4 separate regions of the Homo sapiens genome follow, and all the other regions are linked to region 1. A link is a loop called in an ENCODE intact Hi-C map of the cell type or tissue named here. Cell type or tissue: heart left ventricle. All regions are shown on one strand.

The links. Peaks named below come from ENCODE experiments on the same cell type or tissue, not always from the same donor. Only the 100,000 strongest peaks of a DNase experiment are listed, where the experiment ranks them.
Region 2: a loop joins it to region 1, with 2.0 times the contacts of the local background. A loop is called at or near these places in 46 of 110 quality-filtered maps.
Region 3: a loop joins it to region 1, with 4 times the contacts of the local background. A loop is called at or near these places in 42 of 110 quality-filtered maps.
Region 4: it touches region 1 in a loop (4-fold over the local background); 36 of 110 quality-filtered maps call a loop at or near these places.

What each region holds. Positions count from the first base shown.
Region 1 is chr7:6,434,293-6,436,792 of GRCh38, reverse strand. It overlaps DAGLB (diacylglycerol lipase beta), which reads left to right. Exons shown (of 15, transcript NM_139179.4): 3 at 260-431; 4 at 1,773-2,031. Among named protein-coding and RNA genes, the nearest start is that of DAGLB, 12 kb to the left of the region's middle. RefSeq lists an enhancer at 158-267. In heart left ventricle, a CTCF peak has its summit at 988 (motif pointing right); a DNase peak (open chromatin) is centred at 992; H3K4me3 peaks cover 335 bases; H3K27ac peaks cover 1,323 bases.
Region 2 is chr7:6,383,992-6,386,491 of GRCh38, reverse strand. All of the region lies in intron 1 of RAC1 (Rac family small GTPase 1), which reads right to left. Among named protein-coding and RNA genes, the nearest start is that of RAC1, 11 kb to the right of the region's middle. In heart left ventricle, no CTCF peak of the experiment used is centred here; no DNase peak of the experiment used is centred here.
Region 3 is chr7:6,356,306-6,358,805 of GRCh38, reverse strand. No RefSeq gene overlaps it. Among named protein-coding and RNA genes, the nearest start is that of SMIM10L3, 8.6 kb to the right of the region's middle. In heart left ventricle, no CTCF peak of the experiment used is centred here; no DNase peak of the experiment used is centred here.
Region 4 is chr7:5,996,033-5,998,532 of GRCh38, reverse strand. PMS2 (PMS1 homolog 2, mismatch repair system component) reads left to right here. Exons shown (of 15, transcript NM_000535.7): 7 at 1,110-1,207. Among named protein-coding and RNA genes, the nearest start is that of PMS2, 12 kb to the left of the region's middle. In heart left ventricle, a CTCF peak has its summit at 1,151 (motif pointing left); no DNase peak of the experiment used is centred here.

The DNA of each region.
Region 1 (2,500 bases):
CCCCAGTGAGAACCCAGAAGTGTTTTTAATCCCTGCTAAATCTTAAAAAAGAGCCCAGGACTTCTTGTCACGTTTCCCATCCTCATTTTCTCACTTGCTGTCTGACTTAGGTGCTGATTACCAATTATAAGTAGAAAAAGTCAGGAGGCGGGTGTGCACAGTACAAATGTATGCTCTGCAAAAGCTGTATTTTTGCAAAAAGGAAGCTCTTCATCTCTGAGGAAGCAACTGAGCAGTCGGAACGTTTTTTGTATTTCAGGAACGATTTGTAACCCTGGACCGCGGAAGTCTATGTCTAAGCTGCTTTACATCCGCCTGGCGCTGTTTTTTCCAGAGATGGTCTGGGCCTCTCTGGGGGCTGCCTGGGTGGCAGATGGTGTTCAGTGCGACAGGACAGTTGTAAACGGCATCATCGCAACCGTCGTGGTCAGGTGACATCTCCCTTCTTCTCTTTGAGTTTCAGTGGATTTGAGGCATAGGTGAACAAACCCTTCTAACATGACAGAGAGTCCAGCGTCCCTCGGACTTCCTCAAATAGTTAGAAATTGGAGTTAGTTTCTGCGTAACTCATGAAAATTTAGAGACACTGTTTGTCCATGAAATACAACTCGTCTTTCGTTATGCACGTATTGATGTAGATTTCTTTCCTTACTGGTTCTTTATTTTCTACATTCCCTTCTGTCTCTCTCTCTTTTTTTTTTTTCTTTTTTTCTTAAAGTCTTTTATTCCTAACCCTTCTCTTATAAGAATTCGGAAGAAAACCAAAGACCAAAACCAGAGCAAAAACTAAAACTAAAGGTATGAAAAGAGATACGGTGTCCAGAAGTGGGACAGGGAATAATATTCTAGAACAATAAGGTTTTCGTGTTTTCTAGGCTAAAAATCTTAGAGATGATCCAGTCCCGCCCCCTTAACACCCTCTGTTCTAAATAAGGAATCAGACCTGGGCTGTTGCTGCGTTTCTCGAGTCACACCGCCAGGGGGCAGCAGAGCCCCTTCGGGAGGGGCATTTCCCGGTTGCGTGTGCTCCTCAATCCGGCGTCTTGCAGTGTGAAATATTTAAACATATAGATGAGAGGCCTATCAGAGTACTCTGTGATACCTTCATGAGAAGAGCCCTGAGGCACCGAAGGGGAAGGGCGTATGTCATGGTCCCAGGGCCATATGGAGAAGAAGTGCCCGCTGCATCCGGGCGCAGGCTGCAACTCTGCCCAGCGGACACCTCCCTGTTCCTTCTGTGGCCTTTACTGTTAGGGCAGGGCCTGGGTTAACCACTGATTCATAAGGAACTTTTTTTTTTTTTTCTTTGAGACGGAGTCTCCCTCTGTCGCCCGGCTGGAGTGCAGTGGCGCCTCCTCGGCTCACTGCAATCTCCGACTCTCTGGTTCAAGCGATTCTCCTGCCTCAGCCTCCTCAGAAGCTGGGACTACAGGCACGTGCCACCACACCCAGCTAATTTTTGTGTTTTTAGTAGAGACGGGGTTTCACTATGTTGGCCAGGCTGGTCTCGATCTCCTGACCTCGTGATCTGCCGGCCTCGGCCTCCCAAAGTGCTGGGATTACAGGTGTGAGCCACCATGCCCAGCCTCATAAGGAACTTTCTAGAAGAAAGTTGCTTGCCTCAGGCAGGTTCCAGGAGAGCTGCATCTTCCTCGGTAACAGAACCCTCCGTGGTAGAGACTCAGAAACTGAACCTGGAGGAGGGACCCCGGACATCTGCGTCTGGGCTGGGGCCCGCAGTCACCGAGCCTTTTCCTCTCTCTGTCTTGCAGTTGGATCATCATCGCTGCCACAGTGGTTTCCATTATCATTGTCTTTGACCCTCTTGGGGGGAAAATGGCTCCATATTCCTCTGCCGGCCCCAGCCACCTGGATAGTCATGATTCAAGCCAGTTACTTAATGGCCTCAAGACAGCAGCTACAAGCGTGTGGGAAACCAGAATCAAGCTCTTGTGCTGTTGCATTGGGAAAGACGACCATACTCGGGTTGCTTTTTCGAGTACGGCAGAGCTTTTCTCAACCTACTTTTCAGTAAGCCGAGGGGATCTGGTTTGGTCTGTTTCTTCTGTTTCAGTAAATGCTTCTGATGGAGCCGGTCCCTCTGTTCCCATAAAACCGCGTTTGAGAACCTGGTGTCTTTGGGTGTGTGGGGGGTGGCCGGAGACCCTCTGTCTGTGATGAGCCCTCCAGGGAGCAGTTAACTGCAAGAGCCACACCTTCTCAGACCCTGTGTCCCAATAGGACATGTCTTCGTATTGACACCCACTCACTACCCTGTCAAAATGCTGGATTAGCCTGTAAGGAACCACATAACGGACGCTGTACCCTTTGAGAATAATTTGCAGCTGCTGTTGAGCAGATACCAAGCACAGGCAGTGGCATGAATCGAGGTTGGAATCAGATAGTGAGTGACTTCTTACCACTTTGTATCATGATGGAAATGATCGACGATGCTACTTTTGGAAGACAGTTTGAATAGATGATTGCAGCACAGAAGGGA
Region 2 (2,500 bases), 50 kb after region 1:
TTTTAATTAACACTAATATACAAACACAGCCTTCCTCTTTAAGTAACTTATTCTGCTGCCTTAAGTGGGACAGCTCAAAATCCCACCACATCCCTACAGCCTCCCCTATGGCAATCAGCAATGACTGTTCTCTTGAGAGAAAGTGCTTAGTCAATAAACTACCACACGTAACTGCCATCACATTGATTCAGCTGTATTTAAATGCCACCTCCCCCAGCCCCAATCCTCACACAGCACCATAAGTCTATAAGCAGGGACTATCACAATACATCCCAGACATTTAATTAACAGCTCAGAGACGATGGGAGTTAAACTTGCCAAACAGAGAAGTGTGTAGAAATACTTCAGAGAAAGGAGCACCACCTGCACAACTGGCAATGGGTAGAGACTAATCCTAATATTACCAGTGTGCCGCCAGGCAGAAGAGTGGTGGCTGAAAGTCTCCCAACCACCTGGAATGTTTTTCAAGAGGCTATCACCTAATAACTAAGGTCACCACATCATTAGCAAAACATAAAGGTCTCCAATTTTTACAGCATTGACAAGGCAAGCTTAAGGGCTTACATGAGAATTCAAGTCTCTGGCATCCTGAGGGTTCAGTTAGCCAAGTGCTCTCCTTAATGAGCCCTTCTCTCTGCTGTGCTGTCAGTTTACCAAGGTCACAATGACACATCAGCATCATAATTTTAAGATTTTTGTCGTTCAATCTCAACTACTATAAATTAGAATTCACCATAAAGTTAAGCGCTTTTCCATTTTCCCTCACACTCAAGGCAGATTACAGGCCCAGCCAGTCTTGCCAATATTCATTCACTCATGACATTATTGAGGGCTTAACAAAAGTTGGAACTCCCCATTCCAAAGACTTTAGAGAGTCAAACATTACATCACCAGGAAGTAGCTTCCAACTCCTAAAGGCTTTCTAAACAGAAATGACTCATTGGACATACATTTCGTTAAAAGCTTAGAATGTGAAAATAAACCTGTATGAGCAGGAGCCTAAGCTTTGGAGTCAGAAGCCCAGATTTGAGACCCAGGGCCAATTCTAGCACGTACTGGCTGTATTTTTTGGCAAGTTTCAACTTCCTCATGCCTTTTTTTTTCACCTGCAAAATTAATGCAGAACTACCAGCTCCATCCCCAAACTACTGTGAGCATTAATTCAATTTCAATTTATATCAACCGTGTGCTACACCAGAAGCACACTAGGTGCTAAAGATGTATCAATGAACAAGACCTCATGAAGTAAGTGCAGTTGTTAAATTTAAAAATTAAGAATGCAATCATCACATGAAATTATGCGTGTGATAACTGTCATTATTAAAGCAGCTCTGGAAATGTACAGCAAAAGAGCTAACATTTCTAGAGCTGAAAAAAATATTTTTAGGCCAGGCATGGTGGCTCATGCCTGTAATCCTAGCACTTTGGGAGGCTGAGGTGGGTGGATCGCTTGAGCCCAGGAGTTCAAGACCAGCTGGGCCAACATGGAGAAACCCGTTCTCTACTAAAAATACAAAAATTAGGTGGGTGTGGCGGTGTGCAGCAGTAGTCTCAGCTACTTGGGGGGCTGAGGCACGAGGATCACTTGAACCCAGGAGGGAGGTCAAGGCTGCAGTGAAACAAGATTGCACCAGTGCATCCAGTCTGAGGGACAAAGTGAGACCCTGTCTCAAAAAAATAAATTTTTTTAAATTAAAAAATAAAAGCCTGGTGCAGTGGCTTAGGCCTGTAATCCCAGCACAGGAGGCTATAATCCCAGCACAGGGGCCTGAGGTGGGAGGATCGCTGAGCCCAGGAGTTCAAGACCAGCCTGGGCAACATAGGGAGACCTTGTTTCCACAAAAAATTCAAAAATAAGTGGTGGCTCTTGCCTGTAGTCCCAGCTACTCAGGAGGCTGAAGCAAGAGGATCCCTTCAGCCCAGGAATTCAGGGCAGCAGTGAGCTGTGATCACACCACTCCACCCAGCCTAGGTGACAAAGCACGATCCCATCTCAACAATAAAAAAATAAGTGGGCAGTGGCATAGGGAAATACGTTACCTCTTCTTGTTAAGGACATGGGGACTAGATCCTACTTGGAAAGTCACAGGTTTTAAATTGCCCAGAAAGCACTGGATTTTAGAAGAAGCCTCCAACTGCAGTGTGGCAGGAAGCCTGAGGACGCCAGGGACTCAGTCAAGGCAGACACACATGGAAGCTGTTGCTACAGTCCAGGAGCCATCCATGGTGGCCTGGACCAAGAATGGGGACTGGACAGTGAACATAAGTGGGCTGTTTCCTGGACTGCTTGAACTTGGAGGCAGATCAAGCATCGCTTACCCATGGTTTGGATGTGGCAGCTGAGGAAGAAAGTGGAGCCTAAGGCTCTAAGGGACCTTTTTAAAAATGATAAAGGTTGGCTGGGCTCGGTGGCTCACACATGTAATCCCAGCACTTTGGGAGGCCAAGGCGGGCGGATCACCTGAGGTCAGGAATTCGAGAAGAGCCTGACCAACATGGA
Region 3 (2,500 bases), 78 kb after region 1:
CTGTCACCCAGGCTGGAGTGCAGTGGCTCGATCTCTGCTCACTGCAACCTCTGCCTCCCGGGTTCAAGCAATTCTCCTGCCTCAGCCTCCTGAGTAGCTGGGACTACAGGCATGTGCCACCATGCCCAGCTAATTTTTTGTATTTTTAGTAGAGACAGGGTTTTACCATGTTGGCTAGGCTTGTCTTGAGCTCCTGACTGCGGGTAATCCACCCACCTCGGCCTCCCAAAGTGCTGGGATTATAGTCTTGAGCCATTGCTCCCGGCTCCAATAGAAGTTTAATCAGCACCTGCTCACCCTGTATATGATAATGAGAAAACGGACAGAAAATCTTCTTACATTTATTTTTAATTTTCATAATCTTTATTACAGATGGGGTCTTGTCATGTTGCCCAGGCTGGTCTCAAACTCCTGGTCTCAAGCGCCCCTCCCGCCTCAGCCTCCCAAAGTACTGGGACTACAGGTGTAAGTGACTGCACCCAGTTTAGAAACATTTTTAAATAATAGTATGACCCAGGCCAGGCATGGTGGCTCACGCTTGTAATCCCAGCACTTTGGGAGGCCGAGGCAGGCAGATCACGAGGTCAGGAGATTGACACCATCCTGGCTAACACGGCGAAACCCCGTCTCTACTAAAAATACAAAAAATTAGCCGGGCGTGGTGGCAGGCGCCTGTAGTCCCAGCTACTGGGGAGACTGAGGCAGGAGAATGGTGTGAATCCAGGAGGCGGAGTTTGCAGTGAGCCGAGATCGTGCCACTTCACTCCAGCTTGGGTGATAGAGTGAGACTCCGTCTCAAAAAAAAATAAATAAAAAATAAAAATAAATAAATAAATTATGGACAATTTCAAATGTATGCAAAAATGGACAGAATAGTAGTGAATCTCCATGTATATGTCATCTGATTTAACAATTATCAATTTATGGGTAATCTTGGGTCATCTGTACCCACTCTCCTACATTGTCATTACTTGGAAGTAAGTTCCATATATCATACAGAACAGCTATAAACATTTCAATATGTATTTCTTTTTTGGGACGGAGTCTCGCTCTTTCGCCAGGCTGGAGTGCAGTGGCGCTATCTTGGCTCGCTGCAACCTCCGCCTCCCGGGTTCAAGCGATTCTCCTGCCTCAGCCTCCCGAGTAGTTGGGACTACAGGCATGTGCCATCGCGTCCAGCTAATTTTTGTATTTTTAGTAGAGACGGAGTTTCATTCTGTTGGCCACGATGGTCTCAATCTCCTGACCTCATGATTTGCCAGCCTCGGCCTCCCAAAGTACTAGGATTACAGGCAGGTGCCTGGCTTCAGTATGTATTTCTAAAAGAGAAACTATTTTTACAAACTTAACTGTAATTCCATTATTGCACCAAAAAAAAAAAAAAAATTATTCCAGGCCAGGGGCGGTGGCTCACGCCTGTAATCCCAGCATTCTGGGAGGCCAAGGTGGGCAGATCACGAGGTCAAGAGATCGAGACCATCCTGGCCAAATGGTGAAACCCCGTCTCTATTAAAAATACAAAAATTAGCTGGGCGTGGTGGTGTGTGCCTGTAATCCCAGCTACTTGGGACGCTGAGGCAGGAGAACTGCTTGAATCCAGGATGCGGAGGTTGCAGTGAGCCAAGATCGTGCCACTGCCCTCCAGCCTGGTAACACAGCGAGAGACTTCGTCTCAAAAATAAATAAATAAATAAATAAATAAATAAATAAATAAAATTCCGTAAAATCATCAAATTCCAATTTTTGCCAATTCTCCTCCCTGCTTTTATTCACAGTTGACTTTCCTTTGTTTTGTTTTGAGACAAGATTTTGTTCTGTCACCCAGGCTGGAGTGCAATGGCACAATCTCAGCTCACTGCAACCTCCACCTCCCAGGTTCAAGTGATTCTCCTGCCTCAGCCTCCTGAGTAGCTGGGATTACAGGCGCTCGCCACCACGCCCAGCTAACTTTTGTATTTTTAGTAGAGATGGGGTTTCACCATGTTGGTCAGGCTCATCTCAAACTCCTGACCTCAGGTGATCTCCCCACCTCGGCCTCCCAAACTGCTGGGATTACAGGCATGAGCCATCGCGGCCAGCCTAATTGTTTTTTTTCTTTTTGGTAGAGACGGGGTTTTGCCACGTAGTCTAGGCTGATCTCAAACTCCTGGGCTCAGTTGATCCTCTCACTTCAGCCTCCCAAAGTGCTGGGATTATAGGTGTGAGCCACCACACCCAGCCTACAGTTAACTTTTTAAAAATAAAGTCCATACGATGGACTTGGCAGATACATTTCTCAAGCCTTCCTCTCTTTTTAAAATTACATCTCAAGTCTTTTTAAATTCATGGGTTCCCTTCCACTCTTTCTCTTCCCTTTTTTTTTTTTTTTTTTTTTTTTTTTTTTTTTTTTTTTTTGAGACAGAGTCTCGCTCTGTCGCCCAGGCTGGAGTGCAGTGGCGTGATCTCGCCTCACTGCAAGCTCCGCCTCCCGGGTTCATGCCGTTCTCCTGCCTCAGCCTCC
Region 4 (2,500 bases), 440 kb after region 1:
TTAGTAGAGATGGGGTTTCATCTTGTTGGCCAGACTGGCCTCGAACTCCTGACCTCTAGTGATCCGCCTGCCTCGGCCTCCCAAAGTGCTGGGATTACAGACGTGAGCCACTGCGCCCAGATTAAGAATTGATTTTTAAAGTGCCTATCACAAGGCCCGGCGCAGTGGCTCACGTCTGTAATCCCAGCACTTTGGGAGGCTGAGGTGGGCGGATCACGAGGTCAGGAGTTTGAGACCAGCCTGATCAATATGGTGAAACCCCATCTCTACTAAAAATACAAAAATTATCTGTTCGTGGTGGCAGGCACCTGTAATCCCAGCTACTCAGGAGGCTGAGGCAGGAGAGTCGCTGGAACCCGGGAGATGGAGGTTGCAGTGAGCTGAGATTGCACCACTGCACTGCAGCCTGGGCGAGAGAGCAAGACACCATCCCAGGAAAAAAAAAAAAAAAAAAACAAAGTACCTATCACAAAAATTGATGTTTGAGAGCTGAATGTGTTTCATTTTATTCTTCCAGAGACACTCGTATACTGCGTCTTTTCACTCTCTCTCTGAAAAAAATATAAGTTATTGTGGGCAATGTGTGGGTTCTGAATAAGTAGGTACTTGTTTCATCTTTCTTATATCATAAAATCAAAATTGTTGTTCCCACGGCTCACACATGTAATCCCAGCACTCTGGGAGAGGAAACTGTTGGGATTATGTGTTTGAACCACCCGGCCAACAATTTTGAGGTGGGAGAATCGCTTGAGCCCAGGAATTTAAGACCAGCTTGGATAACACGGCAAGATCCCATCTCTACAAAAAAATTAAAAAATTAGCCAGGTGTGGTGGTGTGCACCTGTAGTCCCAGCTACTCACTCGACAGGCTGACGCAGGAGGATTGCTTGAACCCACGAGTTTGACATTGCAGTGAGGTATGATTGAGCCATTGTACTCCAGCCTGGGCAATAGAGGGAGACCCTGTCTCAAAAAACAAAACAAAACAAAAGATTCTTTTAATTTTTTTTGCGCTTGTAATGTCAATAGCTTGACTAAGAAAGAAAACAGATTAAGTCCACTCTGTCTTTATTAGGAAGTAACTGTGAATTTTTTTTTTTTTTTTTCAGTTGCAAAGCCTCATTCCTTTTGTTCAGCTGCCCCCTAGTGACTCCGTGTGTGAAGAGTACGGTTTGAGCTGTTCCGATGCTCTGCATAATCTTTTTTAGTAAGTAGATTGCTGGCAAGAGAACTACAATTGAACATTTTATCCTGAGAGCTTTTTTTTTAAAGATAGTGATTCTAAGGCTAATAGTTTCGTGTCTTTTTTTTTTTTTCTTGAGACGGAGTCTTGCTTTGTTGCCCAGGCTGGAGTGCAATGGTGCTATCTTGGCTCACTGCAACCTCTACCTCCTGAGTTCAAGCAATTCTCCTGCCTCAGCCTCCTGAGTAGCTGGGATTACAGGCACGTGCCACCACACCCGGCTAATTTTGTATTTTTAGTAGAGACGGGGTTTCACCATGTTGGCCAGGCTGGTCTCGAACTCCTGACCTCAGATGATCCGCCCACCTTGGTGTCCCAAAGTGCTGGGATTACAGGCATGAGCCACCACGCCTGGCTAGGGATAATAGTTTTTTATGTCCTTTATAAAACTGTGAGCAATGCTGTGGCTAAGAAAGATGATTTATACAAAGGAGTCAGTTGCTTAATTCAAACCATGTTTTGAGTAAGTGGTATATTTCAGGTGGTTTTCTGTTGAGCAGGTCTTCTTTAAGGCTCTGTTTAGTTAGACTAACTTGTAAATTATTTTATCATTTTAAATGATTTTGACTTTCCTGGCATCTGATGAAGGCAGTTCAGTGTCATTACTTTTCGTATAAGAAAATAGACACTTCCATAAATAGGATTGGTCCTGTAAAGATATCTATCTATCTGTGTGTATATATATATATATATATATATTTTTTTTTTTTTTAGCTTTGAGATGGAGTCTTGCTTTGTTGCCTAGGCTGCAGTGCAGTGCCGTGATCTTGGCTCACTGCAACCTCTGCCTCCCTGCAACCTCTGCCTCCCAGGTTCAAGCGATACTCCTGCCTCAGCCTTCCGAGAAGCTGGGACTACAGGTGTTCACCACCATGCCCGGCTGATTTTTTGTATTTTTAGTGGAGACGGGGTTTCGCCATGTTGCCCAGGCTGGTCTTGAACTCCTGACCTCAGGTGATCCACCCACCTTGGCCTCTCAAGGCTCTGGAATTACAGGCATGAGCCACCACACCCAGCCTAAGATCTGTATTTCTTTTTGTTTGTTTGTTTGTTGCCTTGAGATCTATATTTCTTACTCTTCCTCCACTTGCTTTTGGCTTATGCCTGAAATGGTAAACATGGAGCTTTATGTCTTTATGTGAAGGTGGTGTTCTTCTGGAAATGCCGGTATCCCTGGGGTGGGTCTCATGTGAAGCAAGCGCTTTACCAAGACATGAGATATAAGCGTCCTACCCGGGAGGTTTTGAAAGGGGAGGG